5 separate regions of the Homo sapiens genome follow, and regions 1, 2, 4 and 5 are each linked to region 3. Evidence: chromatin loops called from intact Hi-C (ENCODE). Cell type or tissue: adrenal gland. All regions are shown on one strand.

Evidence for each region. Peaks named below come from ENCODE experiments on the same cell type or tissue, not always from the same donor. Only the 100,000 strongest peaks of a DNase experiment are listed, where the experiment ranks them.
Region 1: it touches region 3 in a loop (5-fold over the local background); 86 of 110 quality-filtered maps call a loop at or near these places.
Region 2: it touches region 3 in a loop (2.7-fold over the local background); 55 of 110 quality-filtered maps call a loop at or near these places.
Region 4: it touches region 3 in a loop (7-fold over the local background); 107 of 110 quality-filtered maps call a loop at or near these places.
Region 5: it touches region 3 in a loop (4-fold over the local background); 107 of 110 quality-filtered maps call a loop at or near these places.

What each region holds. Positions count from the first base shown.
Region 1 is chr1:35,772,116-35,777,115 of GRCh38, forward strand. It overlaps CLSPN-DT (CLSPN divergent transcript), which reads left to right. Exons shown (of 3, transcript NR_199050.1): 2 at 683-895. Among named protein-coding and RNA genes, the nearest start is that of CLSPN-DT, 4.5 kb to the left of the region's middle. In adrenal gland, a CTCF peak has its summit at 2,757; no DNase peak of the experiment used is centred here.
Region 2 is chr1:35,199,393-35,204,392 of GRCh38, forward strand. No RefSeq gene overlaps it. Among named protein-coding and RNA genes, the nearest start is that of SFPQ, 8.7 kb to the left of the region's middle. RefSeq lists an enhancer at 2,655-2,834. In adrenal gland, CTCF peaks have their summits at 2,903 (motif pointing right) and 3,108; a DNase peak (open chromatin) is centred at 2,837.
Region 3 is chr1:35,566,180-35,571,179 of GRCh38, forward strand. It overlaps NCDN (neurochondrin), which reads left to right. Exons shown (of 7, transcript NM_014284.3): 7 at 1-600. TFAP2E-AS1 (TFAP2E antisense RNA 1) reads right to left here. Exons shown (of 3, transcript NR_183387.1): 3 at 3,632-3,740. Among named protein-coding and RNA genes, the nearest start is that of TFAP2E, 4.6 kb to the right of the region's middle. RefSeq lists a silencer at 4,038-4,139. In adrenal gland, CTCF peaks have their summits at 2,930 (motif pointing right) and 3,130; a DNase peak (open chromatin) is centred at 2,912; H3K27ac peaks cover 422 bases.
Region 4 is chr1:35,724,779-35,729,778 of GRCh38, forward strand. It overlaps a transcript of CLSPN not described here. Among named protein-coding and RNA genes, the nearest start is that of C1orf216, 8.4 kb to the left of the region's middle. RefSeq lists a silencer at 980-1,163. In adrenal gland, a CTCF peak has its summit at 2,268 (motif pointing left); a DNase peak (open chromatin) is centred at 2,263.
Region 5 is chr1:35,713,354-35,718,353 of GRCh38, forward strand. C1orf216 (chromosome 1 open reading frame 216) reads right to left here. Exons shown (of 2, transcript NM_152374.2): 2 at 524-2,973. The coding sequence starts at 2,968. The coding sequence ends at 2,279. Among named protein-coding and RNA genes, the nearest start is that of C1orf216, 3.0 kb to the right of the region's middle. RefSeq lists an enhancer at 2,155-2,449. In adrenal gland, a CTCF peak has its summit at 2,297 (motif pointing left); DNase peaks (open chromatin) are centred at 2,398 and 4,668; H3K4me3 peaks cover 702 bases; H3K27ac peaks cover 823 bases.

The DNA of each region.
Region 1 (5,000 bases), 210 kb after region 3:
TATGGCACTCCCCATCATATATGGAGGGCTAACGTTTATTGAAGCCTTACTCAGTGGCAGAAACAGTTGCAAGGATTTTATAAGTGTTATCTTATTTAATCTTCAGAGTAAACTTGTAATATTATTATCTCTTTCTTAGAAGATGAGGAAACCAGACTTTTAAAAGGCTAGAAACTGGTGGAGCCAATTTTCAGACTCTATGTGACTTCAGAGCTCATACCCCTCAGAAAGACCCTGCCTGAGCATCCTCTGTGTTCTGCCTCCTTATCCTATGCTGGTTTCCCTGATAACACTTTCCTTTGCCTGAAATTTTATTTATATCTATTTGTCTGTTGTTGCTCCAAGAGAACAGGCGTTTTGTTTTCTTGGCCTCTGTATCATTGCAACCTAGAATTGTCTTTCTTAAACTTGAGCATGCATCAGAATAATCTGAAAGGCTGGTAAAAACAGCTATTGTTGGGTCCTAGTGCCAAAGTTTCTGATTCAGTATGTCTGAAGTGGGGTCCAGAGATGTATACTTCTTTCTTTCCTTTTTTTCTTTTTCTCCCTGAGTGCAGTGGCATGATCACAGCTCACTGCAGCCTCAACCTCCCAGGCTCAAGCAACCCTTCCACCTCAGCCTCCCAAGTGGCTGGGACTACAGGTGTGCACCACCATGCCCAGCTAATTTTTTATTTTGTAGAGACGGGGTGTCACCATGTTGCCCAAGCTGGTCTCAAACTCCTGGACTCAAGCAACCTGCACATCTCGGCCTCGCAAAGTGCTGGGATTACGGGCATGAACCACCGTGCCCCACAGGAATGTATATTACTAACAAATTCCCTGGTGATGCTAGTGTTGCTGATCTGGAGACCACACTTTGAGAACAAAGGACTTAGAACATCCCAGGTTCAAGGTAGGAAAACTGATAAATATTTGTTGAACTAATTAATTCATTCACTTGACAACTTCTTGAGCTCCCTCTGAAAATGAATGAGTGAAATAATATTCCTTATATTAGTATTTTAAAATATCTTTGGGGAGCACCTTTTCACTCATCACAGAAGCTAAGAGAGAAAGCTCCAATTTGAACAATGGGTGGACATGGGTAAGCTAGGAAAGGAAAACCTTTCATTCAATTTTTATTGTGGTAAAACATATATAACATGAAATTTACCATCTTAACCATTTTAAAGTATGCAGTTCAGAAGTACATTCAAATTGTTATGTAACCAATCTACCAATCTTCAGAATTCTTTTCTTTTTCTCTTCTTTTTTTTTTTTGAAATGGAGTTTTGCTCTTGTTGCCTAGGCTGGAATGCAATGGTGCTATCTTGGCTCACTGCAACCTCTGCCTCCCGGGTTCAAGCAATTCTCCTGCCTCAGCCTCCCAAGTAGCTGGGATTACAGGCACCTGCCACCACGCCTGGCTACTTTTTTGTATGTATTCTTAGGAGAGACGGGGTTTCACCATGTTGGCCAGGCTAGTCTTGAACTCCTGACCTCAAGTGACCCATGCACCTCGGCCTCCCAAAGCGCTGGGATTACAGGTGTGACCCAACGGGCCTGGCCTAGAACTCCTTTCATCTTGCAAAACTGAAACTCTATGCCCATTAAGCAACAACTTCATACTCCTCCCATCCCCAGGAAACTTTTATTTTACACATTAACTTGTGCCAAGATAAAGTGAGTCTGTATTTAGAATTAGCAACCTGTATTCTCAATTTTGGTGAGTGGAACCATATCCACTCACCAGTTTAGAAACCTGTGAATCACCTTGACCTCTCTGTCCCTTCATTGTTGTAGTCATCCAACAATCCTTGTTTATCAAGTTGATAAATGGCAACAAAGGAAACATCTGGAGTGCTCACTTTACAGGGATTAGTCTGAACCTGTCCCATAGAGGGCTTCATAAACTTAGGTAACTAATTTAGTTTCTCAGAAATGTGTTCTTTTTTGGAGGTTGGGTGCAGTGGGTCATGCCTGTAATCCCAGAATTTTGGGAGGCTGAGGCAGTCAGATCACTTGAGGCCAGGAGTTTGAGACCAGCCTGGCCAACATGGTGAAACCCTGACTCTACTAAAAACACAAAAATTAGCCGGGCGTGGTGGCGGGCACCTGTAGTCCCAGCTACTTGGGAGGCTGAGGCAGGAGAATTGCTTGAACCTGGGAGGCGGAGATTGTGGTGAGCTGAGATCGTGCACCACTGCACTCCAGCCTGGGTGACAGAGCAAGACTCCATTTCAAAAAAAGAAAAGAAACTTGTTCTTTTTTGTAACTAGAAAACACTGGATGAGATCATGATTCTCAAATAGGTTTAATGAGTAGGGCACCCGAAAGTATAGCACTTCATAGGAAGCATTTTGCAGTACTGATGCTGTTAATCTGGTCATTTGAATGCGGAAACATTTTAACTAGTAGGATATATTATTATATCACAAAAAAATATTTAAAAAGCAATTCTGACATTACAAGTCTGGGAAAAAATCAGCCATGGAACTTAACATGCTCAGCCAGTTCTAAAAGTGCTCTATTTATATTGTGCTCCTTGGCAGACAAAAGCAGAAACCAAAGGCTTAAGAAAGTTTGGAGGAAGATAATTGACTGAATTATGTCTTTTATTTCTTTTTCTGCAAATTGAGGAAGATTACCATGTTACATTTTTAGTACTGCTATTCCTCTGGAGTAAAGTTTAAAACTACCTGCTTTTCCAAAGTCCTGGGCCGCTAAATTACCTTCGTCCCTGGGGAAACACTGCCACTGTGTGGCAGACCTTGGTTATGCCACTCTATCCTAAAACCATTTGAGACGTGGGGGTCATTTTAAGATTATTCAAGTTATTTAATTTTTCCTTTGGTGGGGTAAAATAACTGCATCTCCCAGTATCTTATTTTAAAAATAATTTCGGCCAGGTGAGGTGGCTCACGCCTGTAATCCCAGCACTTTAGGAGGCCGAGGCTGGTGGATTGCCTAAGCTCAGGAGTTCACAACCAGCCTGGGCAACACGGTGAAACCCCGTCTCTACTAAAAATACAAAAAAAAAAAAAATTAGCCAGGCGTGGTGGTGTGTGCCTGTAGTCCTGCTACTCGGGAGGCTGAGGCAGGAGAATCGCTTAAACTCGTGAGGCAGAGGTTGCAGTGAGCCGAGATCACACCACCGCACTCCAGCCTGGGAGACAGAACGAGACTCTGTCTCAACAACAACAAAAAAATCATATTGTCATTCCATACAGTTATGAAGCTTCTCTTAGAGAGTACCCTGCTTGAAGGTCAGAGCTGTTTTTCTTGCTTATCATAGTAGCCTCTGACTTTTAAAATGGTACAGGGCCTCGGTGCAGTGGCTCAGCCTGTAATCCCAGCACTTTGGGGAGGCTGAGGCAGGTGGATCACTTGAGGCCAGGAGTTCGACCAGAATAATAGGAGCTAGACCAGTTTTTTAAGTGGGAGATTATGGGAACCTGAACTAGATCAATGGTAGTAACAATGAAGAGGAGAGGATGGTGAAACTCTGTCTCTACTAAAAATGCAAAAATCAGCCCAGTGCGGTGGCACATGCCTGTAATCCCAGCTACTCCGGAGGCTGACACACAAGAATCACTTGAACCCAGGAGTCAGAGGTTGCAGTGAGCCAAGATTGCACCACTGCACTCCAGCCTGGGCAACAGAGTGAGACTCTGTCTCAAAAAATAATAAGACACTGGACACGGTGGTTCATGCTTGTTATCCCAGCACTTTGGAAGGCCGAGGCAGGTGGATCACTTGAGGCCGGGAGTTCAAAACCAGCCTGGCCAACATGGTGAAACCCCGTCTCTGCTAAAAATACAAAAATTAGCCGGGTGTAGTGGCAGGTGCCTGTAATCCCAGTTACTCAGGGAGTCTGAGGCAGGAGAATCGCTTGAACCTGGGATGCAGAGGCTGCAGTAAGCCAAGATCGCGCCACTGCACTCCAGCCTGGGTAACAGAGTGAGACTCGGTCTCAAAAAAAAAAAAAGAAAATAAAAAAAGGAAATAATAATAGAATAAAAGAAAACAGCACAGGGCTGGACACAATGGCTCATGTCTGTAATCCCAGCACTTTGGGAGGCTGAGACAGGAGGAGGCTTGAGCTCAGAAGTTCAAGACCAGCCTGAGCAACATAGTGAGACCTCATCTTTACTAAAAATTTTTTTAAAAATTAGCTGAGAGTGGTGACGAGCACCTGTGGTCCCAGCCACTTAGGAGGCTGAAGTGGGAAGATCACTTGAGCCTGAGGCTGTAATGAGCCATGATCGCACCACTGCACTCCAGCCTGGCCAACGGAGCGAGACCGTGACTCAATTTTTTTTTAAAGGTGTAGGGCCTGAAATATAGTGGGTGCTTAATAAATAATTGTTAAGGCCAGGCGCAGTGGCTCACACCTATAATCCCAGCACTTTGGGAGGCCAAGGCAGGTGGATCATAAGGTCAAGAGTTCAAGACCAGCCTGGCCAAGATGGTGAAACCCAGTCTCTACTAAAAATACAAAAAATTAGCCGGGCATGGTGGCAGGTGCCTGTAATCCCAGCTATTTGTGAGGCTGAAGCAGAGAATTGCTTGAATCCGGGAGGCGGAGGTTGCAGTGAGCCAAGATTGCACCACTGCACTCCAGCCTGGGTGACAGAGTGAGACTCTGTCTCAAAAAAAGAATAAACAAATAATAAATGATTGTTGAATAAGTGGTTAAGATACTAGGGACTAAACAAAAACAAAAACAAATAATGCCAGGGCCTTTTCCCAAGGTATATAAGCACACACCGTCAGCTAGACTGTGTGCAGAAGCTCCCTTCCCATGACACTGGGGAAATCTAAAGTACCTATAAAATATTCATCCACTTGAGCACCTATTTTAAGCCCCTACTAGATACAAAGAATATAAAGACAAATAAAATACAATCTTGTTCTCAGAGAGCTTCCCACTGCAGTCAGAGACAGGCAAGCAAACAAGCATGTGTGATATGGAAGTGTGTACAGGTAGCTTCAGGAGTGAGCTATTTGTCCTTGAG
Region 2 (5,000 bases), 370 kb before region 3:
TATAACATCCTGTATGTAATATACATTATAGCTGTCTTCACAACTTGTGTTTTCTTGTTTATTTCTTTTTTCTCTTTCTTTTTTCTTTTTTTTCTTTTTTTTTTTTTTTTTTTTTTGAGACAGATTCTCACTGTGTCACCCAGGCTGGAGTGCAGTGGCACGATCTTGGCTCACACACCCAGCTAATTTTTGTATTTTTAGTGGAAATGGGATTTCACCATGTTGGCCAGGCTGATCTCAAACTCCTGACCTTAAGTGACCTGCCAGCCTCAGCCTCCCAAAGTGCTGGAATTACAGGCATGAGCCACCGCATGCAGCCTATTTCTTCATTTGTCCATTGTCTGTCTCCTCTGTTGGACTGAAACTCTGACTTCTTTAAGGCTGTATCACTGGCACCTAAAACAGACACTAGCACAGAAATAAACATTTGTTGAGTGAATGAATAAATAAAAGCATAATGGTGAAGAACAGGCTGTTTCCATCTGAGCAGGGTATTGTCCCAAGATCTTTCACTTTTCTGACACACTTGCTTTTTGGGGACATTGTGAGGATCGTGTGAAGTGTTTAGTACTTTCTAAGTGCTCAGTAAAGCCAGGTGCACTGGTTTGAGCCTGTAATCCCAGCTATTCAAAAGGCTGAGACAGGAGGACCACTTCAGGCCAGGAGTTTGAGACCAGCCTGGGCAACATAGCAAGACCCCATATCTAAAAAAGTAATAAGAAGAAGTTATCTGGGCGTGGTGGCAGGTGCCTGTAGTCCTAGCTACTTGGGAGACTGAAGTGGAGGGATCTCTTGAAGCCAGGACCCAGGAGTTGGAGGTTGCAGTGAGTTGTGATGGTGCCACTAAACTCTATCCTGGGTGACAGAGCAAGATTCTGTCTCTAAATAAAAGTTAAAAGTTTGGTATGTGTACCAAAAGAGTAATTATTTAATACTGTGAGTAATATCTACTTCAAATAATAGCCAGTATCAAAATAGCCAAAATCAACTGATCATTTAGTTTATGCCATACAATGTAGTAAATACTTAATATTGAATTGTGTTTTTGTTTTTGGTATTGTTTTGTTTTGTTTTGTTTTGTTGAGATGGAGTCTTGCTCTGTCGCCCAGGCTGGAGTGCAGTATTGCGATCTTGGCTCACTGCAACCTCCGCCTCCTGGGTTCAAGCAATTCTCCTGCCTCAGCCTCCCAAGTACCTGGGACTACAGGTACCTACCACCAGGCCCACCTAATTTTTGTATTTTTAGTAGAGACAGGGTTTCATCATGTTGGCCAGGCTGGTCTCGAACTCCTGACATCAGGTGATCCACCCACCTTGGCCTCCCAAAGTGCTGGGATTATAGCCGTGAGCCACTGTACTCGGCCTTAATATTGAATTCTTATTACAACTCTGAGATTTATAGTATTATTTGCTCATCTTTCAGATTAAAAAACCACCATTACTGTAATCCAAGGTAACATTATTCTTTCTCTCTCTTTTTTATTTCTTGAGAGGTGGAGTCTCATTATGTTGCCCAGGCTGGTCTCAAACTTCTGTGCTCAAGTGATCCTCCCACCTCAGCCTCCTGAGTCTACAGGCACAGGTCACTATGCCCAGCCAAGCTAACGTTGTTTTATTACATCCAGGATACACACTGGAAACTAACAATGTAACATGATTTCTCACCTAGACTTCTGCAAAAGCTTTCTGACTGGTCATCCCAATTGCCTTCCTCCTTCCTATTTTCCAGGCAGCAAGCAAATTATCATTTTTAAAGGCAAATCTGATGCTTCAGTTCCCCTCTTTTAAATTCCTTATTGTCTTCCTATTGCCCTTAGGAGAAAAAACAACCTCCTTAACTCCTATGATGTCCCTCCATTCCCTGGCCATCGCATTCCTCCCCAGCCTCATCCCTGACTCCTGAATTCTTTGCTGTAGTCACACTGACTGCCTTTAGTTCTTTTAACTTCTCACGTTCTCACCTGAAATAGTATCTTCCTGGTCACCGTCTCCCTCCTTTATGGTTAGCTCTTATCCATCTTTCAGGACTTGACTTACACTTGCCCTTCTCTGGAGGCCTTCTGTGACCCCAAGGACCAAGTTGCTGCATTTCATTAGCATCCTGTACTTTCACTCCTATAGTATTCATCCCACTTTATTATAGAGACTTGCAAAATTGTACACTTTAGCCTGTAAGATCATGAGGACAATGACTGAGATTCTCTTTTAAGCACCAAATCCTCAGGGCCTAGTGCTGTGATACTCTATATTTGAACAAATGAATAAGTGAATGAGCCCATTAATCTTTCCTTTTCTGAACCATTGAAGAATGTCCTCAACATAAATGACAAATTTCAGATATTAAACACAACTCTGTAGTTCACATCTGTGGTCAATTATCATGCCTGAATAATATGTAGAACAATCTTTACCTTGTAATACTCTGAATGTGGGTGAACTTACAGTTCAAACACTATAATTACAATAAAATGAAAATTATAATTATCCTCTTGTTTGAGTATTTATAAGGCCTAGAAGGGTAGGGGATGGAAATAATATGCTTGATGAAACACGCTGCCGCTCTCTAATGAATATTAATTCAATTGACTAAATTTACATCTTCAGCTGTCCCCCAGGGCTTGAGAAACCATGTTGGTCAGCAGGTGTTAATTTAGCTTCGTAGTTCTCTTTTCCAACTTTGAAGAGGCTATTCAGTTTTCAGATCTATCAGCGCTTGTCTCTGAGGCTTCATGCACACAATAGAGAGCTCAAATTATTTTGCTGGGGGCAGAAAAGGAGAGCTAAAAGAAGGACATCTAAGCTCCTCAAATGCACACTGCCTCCCCCAAGGAAGTGGCTCTTAGATGAGCCCAACTGGCAAACTCTAACCGTGCAGTAAAACCCTCACCACTAGGTGTCTCAGTGGCTGTGCCACTTCCTCCATCTCCTTGGAAAGCAAATAGCGGCATACACTCCATTACTCTATTGTTATTGAGCCTCCAAGCAAAGAACCTTTTGGAAGGGTTGATTTCAATACCTGGGTAAATTTTCCAGTAGATCTAATCAGTATCTAGATTGCCTCTCTTAATGAGAGAAACATTGGATTAACTGCAGTGTCTTCCTCTGTTACTGCCTTCCTTTATTTAGGGAAAACGTGCTCTGTTTGTAGTACCTTTATTTATTTAATTATTTCTCCATCTAATTTATTTCTTTATTGTGTTGGGGGATGGGGAGAGGTCTTCCTTAGTCATGATGAGCGACCCCATATTCATCACCTGTCACCCCCACACTGAACTAAATATCTTTCCAGGTTTTTTCCACACAGTTACTTTAGTCTTGAAGGCATTTATTTTCAGCTGCCCCTAAGTTTACCACTTGAACTGATTTTAAAGGTAAAAAAAAAAAAAATGGAGTTTAAAGACTCATCAAATGGAGGAAGATAGCTCAGAGGTAGGTATAAATTTTTACCATAAGTGTACTTCAGAAATTAATGAGAAAGGAAAGAAATATTCAACAAATGGTATTAGAGTATTTAATTTGCTATATATGTATATATATGTATATATATGTATATATGTATATATATGTATATATGTATATATATGTATATATGTATATATGTATATATGTATATATATGTGTATATATATGTATATATGTATATATATATAATCAAACTGATTCTAGATGGATAAAAGAAATATGTGTATTTTTTAAACAAACCCAGAAAGAATGAGAAGAAAATAGAAGTGAATATCAGATCTTTGTCAGGAAGGGCAATTTTTAAGATTTACTCTGATAGAATAAATCACAAAACAAAATATTAGTAAATTTCCCTGCATGAAGATTAGAAACCACCAGGTTAAAAACCAAGACGATAATAAAAATTAAAAGTTAAATTGAAAAAATAATTGCAAGAAAAAATTATAATAAGTGGTTAATATCTTTCCTATGTAAAGGATGTGTACAATTTTATAAGAAAAATAATCAAGATCCCAATTAATAGCCAAAATAAATGAACTAACACATGGAAAATATTCATCCTCTGATGATAATTACAGAACTAGAAATAAAAATGAGAGACTATTTTTCATCTAAGTTAACACAAATTTAAACAGCCACTACTGACATAATTCTTTTGAAAAATAATTTGGCAAATTCATTTTCTCCCTCTCTCTCTCCTTTTCCCTCCCCCTCTCCCTCCCTCTCTGCATCCTCCCCGCTTTCATTCATTCATTTATTTAACAAATACCCTCTGTGTGCCTGCCAGGTGCTGGAATCTAGCCTAAATTCTAAATACAGAAAAATTTTATGTATAAATTTGTTCATCTCCACATGATTACTAATAGCATTAAATCAAAAACATCCTACATTGTCTACATTGTCATCCAGAGGCAAGGTCTTCTTTTGCTTAAGACAATCTTAGTTTATGTTTGATATCCCAGTATAATTAATAAATAGTGCCCCCCCCCCCCCCCACTAAGACAGCTTTCTGGCTGATAGCAGTCAAGTATCTTGAGGAAGGGCCAGTTTTTCTAATTTGTACAAAAGCACCATTGGGATTAGCCACTGTCCATTAAGTTACTAAGGTTGGATGATTTCTGGTTTCCTATTTTTCTGCAATTTCTAGATTTTCTAAAATGGATTTTACGTGTGTGGGCTTTACGTGCATTAACTCATTTAATTTTCACAACCCCGTAATTATTTATTTTTCTTATTTCACCCCCTTTTTTTAAGATAAGGGATTAAGTCACCGAGAGTCACATAGTTATGAAGTGATAGAACCAAGATTTACACCTGCATAGTCCATATCCAGACCTTTAAACAGCAAGTTATCCTGTCCATAGGGATAACTATATCCAGTTGGACTTCTTATTCATTTATGGGGGGATAAAGATTACCTATGCTCACAAATGTTATTTGGAAAGTACATACAAATAGTAGCCCCAAAATGTGTCTATCTCTTACAAACAAAATATGTTCTCTTAAGTCCACTAATTATAAATACATTGTAAATACAG
Region 3 (5,000 bases):
CAGTTCTTCCTATCAGCTTCAGTGACCCAGGGTCTGAACTGCCTCCATCCTAGGGCAACCTGGGGCAGACAGGCCTGGTGGGGGGTGGGGAAACCTCCTTCCACCTGAGCTTGCTTGAAGGGACCCAGAGTCTTTGGGCCCAGATCTTTAAACCTTTGTGTCGTGTTGCAGCAGAGTGACGATGGGGGTTGGGGGGTTATTTATTTTGCCTGTCCTTATCCCTGCTTGGACACCTGAGCATCTGATTCCTGTCCCCCTGGTGCCATCTGGCCTGGCTGGAGCCAGGAACAGGAGGGACACTTCCCCAGAATCCGCATGTTTCCCCAGTGATTACACTCCACTGCCACCGTGGTGCCTGGCTTTAACTCCCACCCCTGCTATGACTCCTCTCTGCAGAGACGCGACTGGCGGCTCCAGCAGGGACTACCTTTCTTATAAACCCAGGGGGACCACACACACACACACACACACACACACACACACACACACACACACACACACTCTTGATCCCTTGCTTCCCTCCCCCAGTGCGTTCTGTGATCGCCAAGTTCAAAGCTGTGCACATGTGGACACTCAATAAATGTTCATTGGTGACGAGAAGCCTCCTGCGTGGTCTGCCCTGCACCTGCTCTCTCCCTTCCAGGCTCCATCAGTTCACAGCTACCAGGTGCTGAACACATGCCCTGCTAAACACATCATGAGACCTCATTCAGCCCTTCCAAGAATCCTCTGAAGGGTTCTGATTTTACAGACAAAGCAACTTTGGCATGGATAAGTGATTGGCTCAAGGTGTTGCCGCTAGTCAGTGCCAGAGCCAGGACTCCACACAGGCCATCCGACTCCCCAGCCCACATCTTTCACTTGTACAGCAGATTGCCAAACTCATGTTGATGTGGCCAGGCCTTGTGGGGGCTCTGGTGCTCTCAAGTACAGATGAAACACTGCACCCCCGCCCCCATGTCACTGGGTTGCTGCCAAGTGGCCCTGCCATATCCTCCCATTTTTAAAGAAGTCAGGAATCCTAATTTGTATGTGAAACCCAACTTTTGAATGTCAGTAACTATCTTTAATTAAATAACTACTGATCCAACAAAACATGCAGTCCAAATGTAGCTTTCAGGTTACCAGCTGTTGATCCTGTATGCCAAATGAGAAGCCAGAGGGCCTGCAAGCTTCAGCAGATGAGCCAAGTACCCACTATGGGTACTTCACCAGTCCTGAGCCAAAGCTGTGAGGTTGGAGCCAGACAGGCCCCAGACCCATACCCTCCGCAACCTCCTCCACCTAGGCCCTCAAACCTATAAGCACGTGCTGAGCATAGCCTATGTGCCCACCTGTGGTTGGCTATGCATAGACAGGAATATTTATTTATTGACTGGTTGTACTGAAAGCCATCTTCTTAGCATGGATTCTCTGGGGTAAATATGAAAAGACATAGAGGCTAGGTGTGGTGGCTAACGCCTGTAATCCCAATACTTTGGGAGTCTGAGGTGGGAGGATCACTTGAGCCCAGGAATTCAAGATCAGCCTGGGCAACACAGTGAGACTCCATCTCTACAAAAGAAAAACAATTAGCCGGGCATGGTGCCTCGTGCCTGTAGTCCCTGCTACTCCCGAGACTGAGGCGAGAGGTTCTCTTGAGCCCAGGGGTTTGAGGTTATAGTGAGCTATGATCACACCACTGCATTCCAGCCTGGAAGACAGGGTGAGATCCTGTCTCAAAAAAACAAAAACAAAAACAAAAAAACTGTAAGCAGTGGCTTCTATGTAGGTCCAAACACAGTGTGGCTGGAGCATGCGAGCCCCTCAGACTGGCCAAACGATTGCAGGAAAACTTACAGCAACTATGTGCTCTGAGACTTCAGGGTGAGGAGGGGCTTGCCAGGCAGACACGAAAAGGAACAGCAAGGTCTGAAGGCATGCAAGCTTGAGAACTACGAGTAGTTTCGCATTCCATGGTGTATAGAGTGTGAAGTGTGGAGTGGTGGAAGATGAGGTTGAACCAGCAGGCATGGACCAGATCCTACTGTGCTGTGCTCAGAAGCTTAAACGTGGAATCATGCTGAGAGATCAAATTGCAGTTTTGTTTTTTTTAGAAGCAGGGTCTCACTCTGTTGCCCAGCCTGATCTCGAAACTCATGGCCTCAAGTAATCCTTTTGCCTCAGCCTCCCAAAGTGCTGGGATTGTAGGCATGAGCCACCATCCCCGGCTAGACTGCAGATTTTTTAGCAGATTGAATGTGATCCCGTTTGCATTTTGGGAAGATGAGGCACTGCAAGAGGAATGGCTGAGCCAGGGAGCTCAGAGAGGAGATGCTAAGTCTGAACTAAGCCAGTGGCAATGAGGCTGGAGAAGATACAGGTAGGAGTTAATAGGACTTGGTGATTAACTGGAAGTGAAGAGGGGTAAAGAGAAGGGGAGTAGAACCAAGGATGACTCCCAGATTCCTGATCTGGGAGACTGAGTGGATAATGGGGCATTCACTGTCACTGGGAACACTGGGACAGAGACAGATTTGTGCATACCATACACAACTCAACTTGGTAAATGGCGAATTTGTGCTGCTCATGGTATATCCAAGGGGTAGTTGCTTTCTATGGTCTGGAGCTCAAGAAAAGTCTGGGCAAGTGACAGATTTGGGAGCTGTCAGTATAGAGGGTCCCTAAAGTCATGGGAGGGACTGAGATCATCTGGGGAAGTGAAAAGAGAAGAGAAAGGTCCCAAATAAAGTGACAGCCACCCATGGTCCCTGCTGTCAGGGTGCTCTCCCTCCCATAGTGGAGAAGTCAAACCCTGCAAAGCTTCCTAATACAAGGCAGACAGAGTTCTGTGCTTAAATGAGGTATGGTCAGAGAGTTCTGGCTTGCTCTTGGTATTTCAGCGGAGTGGGGAAAAGGGAGATCTGAGCTGCAGTTGTGAGATCTAACCACGAGATGGCGCCTTGGCATCTCCTTGTGCCAGATTTCCCCACCCTGCAAACACTCAGCCTGGCCTGGAGCAGGAGGTGATCAAAGGCTGGGAGGATGAGGGTGGCTGTGTCAACAATAAATGAGGCAGATCAGAGTTTTTTCTTAACATAAAATCCAAATGCAAGCTCACTTTTTGAAAAGAGAAGGAGCCTTGGAGAAAAGCAGTATGCCAAGTGTGCCAAATGGGAGTCCACGTATGTTTGAGCATGCAACTCTATGTCAATATATGTCCCATGTTCCTATGTGTACTTGTGTTTCCCATGAATGTCTCTGTGCAAGTTGTGTGCCCCATGTTCCCAAGGCTGTCTGCATGTGTACCCCACTGCACCCCAGGCCTCCACATGTGTGCATGTGTCCCAGGGAGCAGACAACCAGAAATCTCCACCTCCATGCCTCAGAGAGTGAGGAGTCCCTTGGCACTGAAAGAAGTAGTCCTGAGTCTGAAATCATGGGACTCTGATGTTTTAGGGAGACTCAAAGCAGCAGCAGACCATGGAGAACATCCCTCTCCCCAGTAGCCATAATCAAAATCACTCACTTATCAGATGATCTCTTCAGATTATACCTGGGTTCTATGTGTAGATACCCAGGATCATGTTCACATAGAGCCTTCCTAAAGGATCCCTTAATAGGCCAGTGGATTCATAACACCATCCATTGATGTGTTTATCATTTACAGTATTTAATAAGCATTCATTGAGTTCCTGCCATGCCCCAAGCACAGCGCTAGATACATTTTCTGTTTCTCCTTTAATCTTGTGAAGCAGTTCCTGAAAGAGGAAAAGTAAGTTAGTCACAACTGCAGAGTCTGGAATGCTCATTAGAATGTTTAAACTTTTTTTCCCCCGAAGATGGGTCATGGGGAGCCCTAGGAAAGTTTTCAGTAGGGAGGTAACATGGTCCAGTCACTCTTGTGGAAGTTGGAAATTGATCAGAAGAGATATGAATAAAGTCAGGAGACCAGTTAGAGAATTGTTGCAATGGCCTAGATAGTGGTTCTTAAACTTTAATGTGCCTCTGAGTCACCTTAAGGACTTATTAATAACACAGGTTGCTGGGCTCCACCCCCAGAGTTATTGACTCAGAAGGTCATGAGTGGGATCCAAGAATTGGGACTTCTAGCAAGCTCCCAGATATTGTTGGTGATGCTGGTCCAGGAACCACTCTTTGGCTGTGTTGCCCAGGCTGGTCTCAAACTCCTGGGCTCAAGGGACCACACTTTGAGAGCCACTGATCTATGAGTAAGAGTAAGGTAGTTTAAGGTGCTGAGACAGGGTGCCATGTGCCCTCTGGGATACCTGCCTCAATTCTCCACCACATACCTTCTGTGGGTGGATGTTTAAGGGTTAGAAATGGCAACACTCCATAAGGATTAGCTTGTGGGGGTTAAGGAAAGGACCTACGCTCTTCTGGGATGACTAGCAAGTTTTGAACTTGAAAAAGGGTGGTGTCATTTATGAAACTACAGAGCAAAGGAGAAGCAGGTTGGGGTTGGTGCTGGGGATAGAGGAGATGTTGAGTTCAGTGTTGGACTTGGAAAATTTCAGACAGCTGCAATGAGATGTCTGGAGAAAATACGCAGCTGGCAGCTGTGTCTATGGGTCTGGATCTCTCACTAGTGATTCAGGCCAGAGATAACACAGTTGGGAGATAACAGTAGACAGGTAGTCATTAAAGACTTGGGCCGGGCGTGGTGACTCATGCCTGTAATCCCAGCACTTTGGGAGGCTGAGGCGAGTGTTCACTTGAAGTCAGGAGTTCGAGATCAGCCTGGCTGACATGATGAAACCCTGTCTCTAGTAAAAATACAAAAGTTAGCCGGGCGTGGTGGTGGGCCCCTGTAATCCCAGTTACTCAGGAAACTGAGACATGAGAATCGCTTGAACCCGGGAGGTGGAGGTTGCAGTGAGCCGAGATTGTGCCACTGCACTCCAGCCCAAGCAACAGAGTGAGACTCTGTTATAAAAAAAAAAAAAAAAAAGACTTGAGAGGGGATGAGCTCACTCATGAAGAGTGCAGGAAGAAAAAGA
Region 4 (5,000 bases), 160 kb after region 3:
GAACGAACATTATTCCCCAGAATTGGTTCATCTTGGGAAAGGAAGGCCTAGGAAGCTGATGACCTACTTGTTTTGTTCATCCATTTCTCTACTGCTTCTTAAAGGTAAAGTGCCTCTTTAGTCTATCAAGAAATTACTATGTGTTTACCTTAGGTAAAATATGCCCATTCCCCTATCTTCCATTTTGGCTGTTTTCCCAGCTGTAAAATGACAAGGCGGTACATTCAATTAGAAGTTTTAAAGCATTTTTAGAGCCTTGAAGTAATTTCTTTTTCCTCAACAAAATCTTTCCAATATATCCAGTTTGAGATCTGTCTTCCCCTAAACCCTCCACCTAAGGGCTCCGAGGGAACTTCAGAGAAGCTTTTAAAAGTTCGGCAGGGCACAGCTGCAAATCCACTGCACCAGATGAACCTAGGAAATGAATCCTCCCCCTGTCCCCAACACTGTTCCCCTTCTCACCCACCCCTTCCAAGGGAAAAGGGAGAAACAGGTCTTTTCGGAGCTGCTGGAAGAATGAAAGGTAATATAAATTCTTTCTCTCCAGTGCACTCAAGCGGTCACCAGGACATCAGAAAAGCCAAATCCAAGGTCCCAAGGCTCTTGATCATCCAGTGCCCACAACAGAGGGAGTAAGCTAGACGGAGAAGCTGAAGTGAAGGAGGAAAGAGAGAAGGGGGTGCCTGTTCCACCCCCTTCCTAGCAGCTGCCTCTGTGGGCTCCATAATCCCCATGCCCTCTCCCCCACCCCACCCTCCGGCCGCCCACCTCTCCTCCACCCACCCCATTCATCAGTAGGAGGGCACTGTATCAGCACAGCCTTTCAAGGCCTGACAGTTCCTTTCTGGGTGCCCCCCACATGTAACCACTTAACCCCCAGCACAAAGGGCCAGCCTGAATGGGCTTGGAGCCGGTGGCTCGTGCGGAGGGGGAGGCCTCAATAGGATTTGGGGAGCTGGGTGTATAAACCGCTCTGCTCCAGCAGCCCTCAATGGAGGAGCTGGAGTTGGGGCATGTGCCGAGGGGAGGAGCTCGGCAGCTGCATCCCGCCCCTGAACAATGATTTATTCATTCTCCTGGCACGCACAGAGAAGACAGGCTGGGGAAACATGGCCCCACAAATCGCCCTCAGCCTCAGCTGATTCCCACGGCAATCATTGCAGTTCAGAGTGCCCCCTCCCACTTGTAATGTTTTGCCTCAAGCTTGCCCTTCCTCTTCCTCGTAAGGAAGTAGACTACATTACGGGAGGCCTTAAGTAGCCTTAAATTCAGGCAAGCATCGTTCTTTGAGTTGGTTGCACCCAAACTCAATCTCACTCTCTCAAAGCTTTCTGGCCAGGTTTTCCTCACACACCCATAGAAACAGATGCAGACAAAAAAAAAAAAAAAAAAAAAAAGCGCATAGCAAAACCTGTCTCCAGGATGGCCCCCAGCAGGGAGTTGGGGAGCTTAGCCTAGAAGTAACTGACAGGTGATGGGAATGTAGTAAATGTTTGCTGGATGAGTTAATGGCTGCTAACAAAAGGTAGTATGCTTGCTGCTGTCACTCCTCTTCCCAGACCCTTTCCTCCTTCTTGTAGTCACATCCATCTGGCTCCAATTCCCAGAAGAATCTCTTAGAAATCTTTGGGGATGAGGGGACAGAATGAAGACAGGTAAGCAAAGATGCTAAAACCTGTAAATAAACAATGCTGGGTGGTGGTGGTGGGGGTGCGGTTTCAAGAAGTCAAATTGTGACAAAAGGAAATTTGCTCTCGCCCTCTTGCCTCCATATGTCATGTCACCAGGGCCAGATCACACACACACATCATCATAATAAATAAAACTGAAAATCAATACCGTTAGCAGAACAGGGAGAGCCAGAATGAAGTGACCATCCTCAGACTGGCCCCTGGGCCTACTGGCCCCAAGCTTGTAATTACCTTGTCACACAGAAAACAAATCTATTGTGGGTGGTAAGTGTGAGAGGTGGGGGATCCCAGGCACGGAGCTTGCCGGACGAGGAGCAGGGGAAGGGGCACAGTAGGAAGACTGATTGGCCTTCAGTGATGGTGGTACAGGAGCTTGAGACTAACAAAACTAAGGCCTGGACAGTTTAAGAAAGTTTTGTTGTTTTAGTCAGGAGGGTGAACACCCTAAGGGAGGTGATCCTGCCCAATACTGGTGTGGGGCGTGAAGTTGCCGGGGAAAAGGCTTCAAGCCCACTCCTGGAGCCTCAGAAGGGCAGGTGGCTAGGATGCTGCTGCCCTCTGGTGGGCATAAAGAGACAGTATCCACACCTCCAACGCTGGAAATCCATTGCAAAGGAGTCTCCGTTCTTTGTTGTTCTAAAGGCTTGGCCACCAGGACTAGTGCATTCATAGCTTGGATTTCCCAGGAAGCCAACTCTGAGACTGTTTAATGTGCTGGATGTTTATTAAGAACCTCCTTTGGGATCAACAGCTGTGGAAGAATGAGAATGAGCAGGAGTGGCCAGAGGAAGAGGCTGATCTACAAGACAAGCCAGTGACAGCCTCAGCCAACCCCACAGGGAGCTCTGAAGCTAGAATGGCCCTTCAGAGTTGACCCAAAATAAGCTAAGAAGGCCAGGCCGTTACACACCTGTTGCCATTGAATGTGGGCTATCCTTGACCTTGGGCAAGGTGCTCTCTGAGGCAATTCCCACCCTGGAAGACTGTCTGCATAGTGCTTCCAACAGCTAGGCCAACAAGGCCTTCATGGAAGGGTCCACCCTCCACACCATAACTCATCAAATATTTGTCAAAGGAACAGCAGGTTTAGATCATGCCTCAGGCTGCAGGCTCAGTTGGGACAGTCTACAAGTCTCAGTTACCGGGGCTGTTATGCACTGATCCTTGGAAACGGTGAGGGGGGCCTTAATGCTCAGATTCATGGATTCATTCATTCAACGAGCATTTGTTGAGATTTACTCTGTGCCAGGCCTTGAGGCAGACACTTTACAATTTTTTTTTATTTAATCCTCACAACTGTGAAGCTAGTATTAACTCAGATTATTCAGATGAGATCAAGTTATTAAGTAGCTTTCACAGTCCAATGACACTTTGAAAAAAATGCCACTCACAATGGGACAAGTGCTATTGCTGCCGCCAAAGATTTCTCAGGCCAGAAAGGGTCTTGGCTGTCTTCTGTGTGTGTGCATATGTGTATGAACTGGATGGCTTGCTTTCTGCTTTCAGCCAGAACATTTCCTCTATGGCAGCCAAGAGCTATGCCTCAATAGCCTCCTGCTTTAATTCCTTCCTAAAAATGTTGCTGCTCAAGGTAACAAAACCACAAGCTTTTTTTTTTTTTTTTTTTTTCTTTTGAGGCAGTCTCACTCTGTCACCCAGACTGGAATGCAATGCTGCAGTTTTGGCTCATTGCAGCCACAACCTCCAGGCTCAAGTGATTTCCTACCTCAGCCTCCCAAGTAGTTGGAACCACAGGTGCATGCCACCATGCACAGCTAATTTTTGTATTTTTTGTAGAGATGGGGTTTCGCCATTTTGCCCAGGCTGGTCTCAAACCCCTGAGTTCAAGCAAACCCCCCACCTCAACCTCCCAAAGTGCTGGGATTACAGGCATGTGCCACCATGCCTGGCCCAAAACCACAAGTTTTACAAATTCCTGGTTGTAGCTACAGAGCAAGCCACCATTGCCCAAAAGAAAACTGGGCTAGCTCCTTCCCTGGATAGTCAATGGAGAGACAGCCCTGGATCCTCAGTGTTCTTTTAGCCATTTGATCATCAGAAAGTTGATGATAAGTTCTTCCCTAATGTCTAACCTCCATATTTGCTGCAACTCTTTGGAACAATAACATTGAAGGGACAAGAAGCACAGGTTTCTGTTTCAGAAAACTCTCAGTACCCTGCACCTCTCACTAACCTGCCCACTCTGTGTAAGGGACTGAGGGCTGGAAAGATAGAGAAAACTGTCAGCTGCTGTTCTTCTATAGCCCTGATGGGTTCTAATCCTTGGTCAATTAAGACATCCAGCAACCAACATGAAGATTTTAATTTTCTCATTTAGATTCTAATCATAAAGAACTTGAAGGAAAATGAAGGAGGGAGTATGCTTGGAAGTCATGGAACAATTTCTGGGTCTAACTACAGAGACATTCACTCAACCTCACCCTCCCCTCAAACACACACACACACACACACACACACACACACACACACACACACACACACACACACACACGCCTTTCCTGCTGGGCCCCCAGAACCTAATTTTTCACGTTTGGAAAACCCAGATGATTTTTGCCTAGGTCCATCTGGTTTTCCAAATAACCTGTCTTTTTGATAAATAACGTAAGTTAAATTAGACAAGACAAACAAACAGAAGGGTGGGCAGTCAGCCTTTTTCCTTCCTTCAGCCTCTGAGAAAAAGAGATGAGGGCCAAAAAACCCAAACCACGGCTCACTCCCAACCCTGCCTCAGCACTTTCTACCCCTTGGACTAGGCAATAATTCTCCAGCCTGGAGCTGGGAGCTGCCTCTTCAACCCTACATCTAGCCCACCAGCCATCAAGAATTCCGCGGACTACGGTTCTCTCTAAAATGAAGGGAAGGAACTCAGGTGTCCACCCCAACTCCTTCCAATCACCCTTAGGCTGTAGCTACTTCAAACTCCCTTTTCCCATTATGAATCCCACCACAGGGTAGAACTAAATCAATAAACTGAAAATGAAAAACCTTTAAGGTGAGAGGAGAGAGGACAAAAAGAGGGGATGGGAAGGACGTGGATGGTACAGACCAAGACAATAAAACTACTGGGGACAGAAACCAGGCACCTTGGTCTCAAAAGGTAAAATCTGAGGTGACACCAGCCATACACAAGCCACGTCTATCTCCCCAGTTCACTGGAGTCCAGGCATACACACAGGCCTCCATTTCTACTGCTATAACAAGTCTCAGCACATAGCTAGCCACCAATGGTGGACTATGGAGCTTTGTTGGGGCTTGGCTTCTCCTTCCCACTCAGCTCTACCCATTCCT
Region 5 (5,000 bases), 150 kb after region 3:
TCAAGCGACTCTCCTGCCTCAGCCTACTGAGTAGCTGGGATTACAGGCACCCGTCCCCACGTCTGGCTAATTTTTGTATTTTTAGTAGAGACAGGCACCATGTTGGCCAGGCTGGTCTTGAACTCCTGACCTCAGGTGATCCACCCATCTCAGCCTCCCAAAGTGCTAGGATTACAGGTGTGAGCCACCGTGCCCTGCCCAGGGTACAGTTGAGTATGTACGAGTGTGTATGGTATGTGTCCCTCGCAATTCATTTAGGCCCAAAGGTGACACAGGACAAGGACAATCCCATATGGGGCTCTCAGGGTAGAAGTCAAGTCTCCCCTGTCACACTGGATGGCCCCTGAGAGACTTCTCCACCCCATTGGATCGCCAGGCACAGCAGTCTAAATTCTTCAGTGTCTTTCCCCAAAACCACCTCCCTAGCTCCTAGTCCAGGACCCTACTCAAAAGGGGAGCTCAGATGGTATGAAAAAGAGGCCATCAGACAACAGGTAGAAGAAAAACACATACTCAAGAAATGTAATTTTCTGCCCCAGTTTATTCATCTTGGGTTGGTCCAGAAGCCGGGTTTATACACTCAATATGCAAGAGCTACAGACAAAAAGTCTTCAGGGCCCACCCCTCACCCCCACTCTCTGGATCTTTCACCCATCCACCTGTCAGGGATGAAACTCTTTAGAGATAGGAAGAGCCCCCCACTTTGCCGATAGGGAGACTGAGGGCCAGAGGCTGCATCAGTGACTTCCATGCCACTGTTCACCCACCAGTGTCCCCTCTTCATACCACTGCTCACCCACCAGGATCTTGCATTCTCTTGGCTCCCAAGAACAAAGCAGAGAGCTAAGCTACCTTAGTCGTTGGTTCTCTCCAAGACTCACCCACTCTGTAACTCGCGGAGCCTGCCAATCCCTGTTTGAAGGGCCATGCAGTGAAAGAAGGGGTTAAAATTCAGCATCCTAAGCATCTCCAGAGGCTTAGGCTGACACTGTCCCCTTCACATCCCAGAAAGCCAACCTCTGGCTCCTCCTGACAGTCCGACTTCAGAGAAATGAACCAAACCAATTCAACATCCAATGCTGCTAAAGCCAGAGAGGCACAGCAAGGTAGAGGCAGAGACAGGGAAGCGATATTTTCCTCATCGGCCTTGGAACATCTTGTCTGTTACTTGCAAGCTTATAAACATACATTGCTTTTCATCAGAAGCTTAAATGAACACGGTTTGCAACAGCTCCTTTTCCAATGGAGAGATGGTTTGTTTGGGAACTGGTATTTTAGAATTCCCATTCTCCTATTCTTCACAGGGTTCCACTGTTATCATCTTTCCTGTCCCCATCTCCCATGTGCCCAAAGGCAGAGTTCAAGAGGGACAGTCCCCTATGTCCTCTGTCCCCATCCCCACCATCATCTTCATCACTACTCCTGGTTCCCTTTCCTGATACCAGTTCTCCACACACTGCCAAAATTGCAGCCAAAATTCCATGGCAGGCCAGAGCAGCCACTAAACCTCCTACAAGTAAAGCCAACATCAGGGACAATAGCCTCAGCTGAGCAAGTCTGGGTTAAGTGAGGGAAAGGGAAAGGAGAGGTGGCCTGGGAAATCCCAGGAGAATGGGTCAGCCACAACCTTCAGATAAATGACAGCATGCTAGCCCTCTGTCTCCAGGGAACAGTGGGACCCAGTGGAGAAGAAAGGCTGGGGTAGGCCATGAGGAACACAAGGTGTGGGTGGACACCCACAGTGCAGCTGGATATGTATTTGCACACACCTGCTCATGAGTCTGCCTACAAACACACATGCTCCTAACATACACCTCCCATGCCTGTGGCCAAACATGTGCACCCCTGCACACACAAGGGCTTCCTCACATACACCTAATACAAGCCTGCACACTCAAACTCACTCATAGACACACACATCTTCTGCCTATACATCCTCACTCATGCGCATATACACACACTGCTGGGTACCTGTCTACACATGCACATACCGAGTTCCTCATTCTTACATACTACACACACACACATATGTTCACTCTTACATGCTCACATATAGGTCTGCAGATAAATTAGCTGTGTGTACACATGTGCACACAGCACACTTAAGCTCATTTATACATGCTTATTCACACATGCCTACACACACCAGCCTACATGTTAGCACATACACACTCATGCCTACCTGCAATCATGCCAGCAAATTATGTACTTACTAGTGCGCCTCACACATGCCTGCAAATATATACATATACCCTTGCACACTTGTGGAGGCACACCCTTAGGCCTGGTCCTGGGGCCTGGATGGTGCTGCCCTCTGCTGGAGACAGCGAATAAGCTCCTTCCGGTTGTCTAGGATGGTGTCGAAGCTCTCCTGCAGTCGGGCCTGCTGGTCAATCAACTGATGCTGCAGGCCCCGGATCCACTGGAGCAGTGCCAGGCGACGGTACATCACCAAGTGCACGTGGTGCTTTTCCTTCTCCTGCTCTTTGTAGCGCTCCTGGACTTGTAAGTGCTGCACAGCCTGGGCCACTGAGGGCAGAAGGGGATCGGGAGGGCCAGGGCCTCGCGGGGTCCCACAGGCAGGCTCAGGACTGCTGCTACGGCTGTCAATGCTCAGGGAACTGCTGGCATAGCCGTTGTCCTCCAGAGGGGAGCAGACTGTGCCAGCACCACCCATCTTCTCAGGCTCAGCCCCGGGAATCTCTGCCCCCTCTGGGGGGCTGCGCACCCCTTCCTCAGGGGATCCAGGGGCCTGGAAGGCTTGGTTGTCAGAGGGTGACTCAGAGGAGCTCCTCCTCAGGATAGGTTCCACTCTGCCTGGCATCCCATGCCAATTCTCGTTAGCATCCTTGGCACTTGCCATGAAGTTGGAGTTGCTGTCTGGTTGGAGCTCGGGCTGACATAATCCAGGAGGTGGGTCCCCCAGGAATTGGCCCCCCTCAGCTAGCCCTGGCTGGATGGCGAACATCTAGCCTGTAAAGGGAAAGCAGGAGACCGAGTCACAGTAGGACAGGGTGGGGTGCCTGAAGTCAGGGCAACTTAGCTGCAGGGACAAGGCTGCAAGCAAGAGCCTGGCCACTCCCTGTCAAGCCCTTTCTCTTGACTCTGGTAACACTTCCCTTCGTGGTTTTCGTCCTCCCTGTCTACCTGTTCATTCTCAGTCTCCTGCAAAGGGTTTTTCCTCCGTCCTCAGAGCCAGGCTGTCTTCTGATTTTGTGCATTTCTCTCCAGAGGACCTCATTCTCTGCTGTAGCTTCAAAGACCATCATATGCTGGTGACTCTCAGATCTGTCTTCAGCCCAGATCCAACTGCTATCCAACCCTGCAACCAACCATAGTCTCCTCAAATTCTACATAACCAGTCCAGGCATGGTGGCTCATACCTGTAATCCCAGCACTTTGGGAGGCCGAGGCAGGCAGATCACCTGAGGTCAGGAGTTCGAGACTAGACTGGCCAACATGGTGAAACCCCATCTCTACTAAAAATACAAAAATTAGCCAGGCATGGTGACAGGCACCTGTAATCCCAGCTATTTGGGAGGCTGAGGCAGGGGAATCACTTGAACCCAGGAGGCAGAGGTTTCAGTGAGCCGAGATTGCGCCACTGCACTCCAGCCTGGGTGACAGAGTGACATCATCCCCCTCCACCACCGCCCCCCGCCAAAATTCTACATAACCAAACAAGCTCTCCTTCAGTATCCTCAGCAAGATGGCTCTGTACTCCATCCAGAAAGCTGAGAGCATCCTGGGGTCCTCACTATCCTTCCTTCTCCCATCTCATTAATAACCACATTCTGACCATTCTTCCTCTTCCAGGCCATTTCTGACCTGGATTATTGCCTCGGCCTTTTCACTGATCTCTCTGCCTCCAGTTAAAAATGTAAATTTCACTTGTCACCACTCCTAATGCCCTCCCTGAATTCCTGCTAAACCTCTACCTGGCCTACAACACCCTGTTTGATCTGGCCCCTGCTCACCCCTCCATACCTGCCTCTTGCCACTCTGCCCCTCCCATCATAGCAAACTGCCCAGAGATCTCAAAACACACCATTGTTTTTCTTACAGTATTCCTTTGGCCTACAATATCCTTCCTCTCCCCTCCCCTCAAAGCTCCTCCCTTCTCCACCCAGCAAATTCCTTTTTGTACTTCAAAATTAGCTGTAATATCCCCATGTTTCCATGTCCCCATGTCTCTGAAGCCGTCTTGATACTGCCCCAATCAATATTACATAAACAAGCACGGTTAGTTATGCCTTCCTCTGGGTCCCCACTGCGCTGGGTATACACTGTCTTATCCAACTTTGCATCCGTCCCTGGCATACATGGTCGACGATCAGTGAATGTCTATTCAACTGGCATTTTTGGTTTGTGGTAATGATCTTGTAATAGCAGTTTGTAATCTGGCTTGGACCTCCTGTATATATCCTCCATCATATTCCCCAGAGTCAGCCAGCATAGAGCCCTGAACCAGGCTGTCTGTGCATACAGGTACTTGCTAAGTGAGTGAATGGGAGAAGAGACTGCAGTGAATTTCCATGCTCAGGAATCCACTCTTGACTCCCCAGGGCTGGAAGAGCTGGGTTCTGGAAGAGCTGGGTTTGGTTCCCTTTCCTACCCCAGCCAGGGAGCCCCGCCTTCCCCAGTGACAAGCTTTTCTTCTGAGCCTGCCCCCTTCCCTCCCAATGCCTCTGGAACACAGCCACTATCTTGCGGTCCCCGTCCCTAGCTTGCTCCATTCTGAGGCCCTGGAGGGAGGGCATACCACACCACTCTTCTCTCCTCCATAACCTGCTTCTAACCAAAATTAGGATTTGAACTGACAAAGGGATTCTACTGACCAAACAGCACTGGGATTAGAACAATTGAAGAGCATGAAGAGGAAGGGTATTGTAAGTGGAGCCGGCACTGGAAGGCGCTCCATAGGTGGCATGGACCCTCCCCACCCCCAGCAATGGGCAGAGAAGTCCTGGGGAGAAGGGTGTAGGAACAGTTCGTTTCTA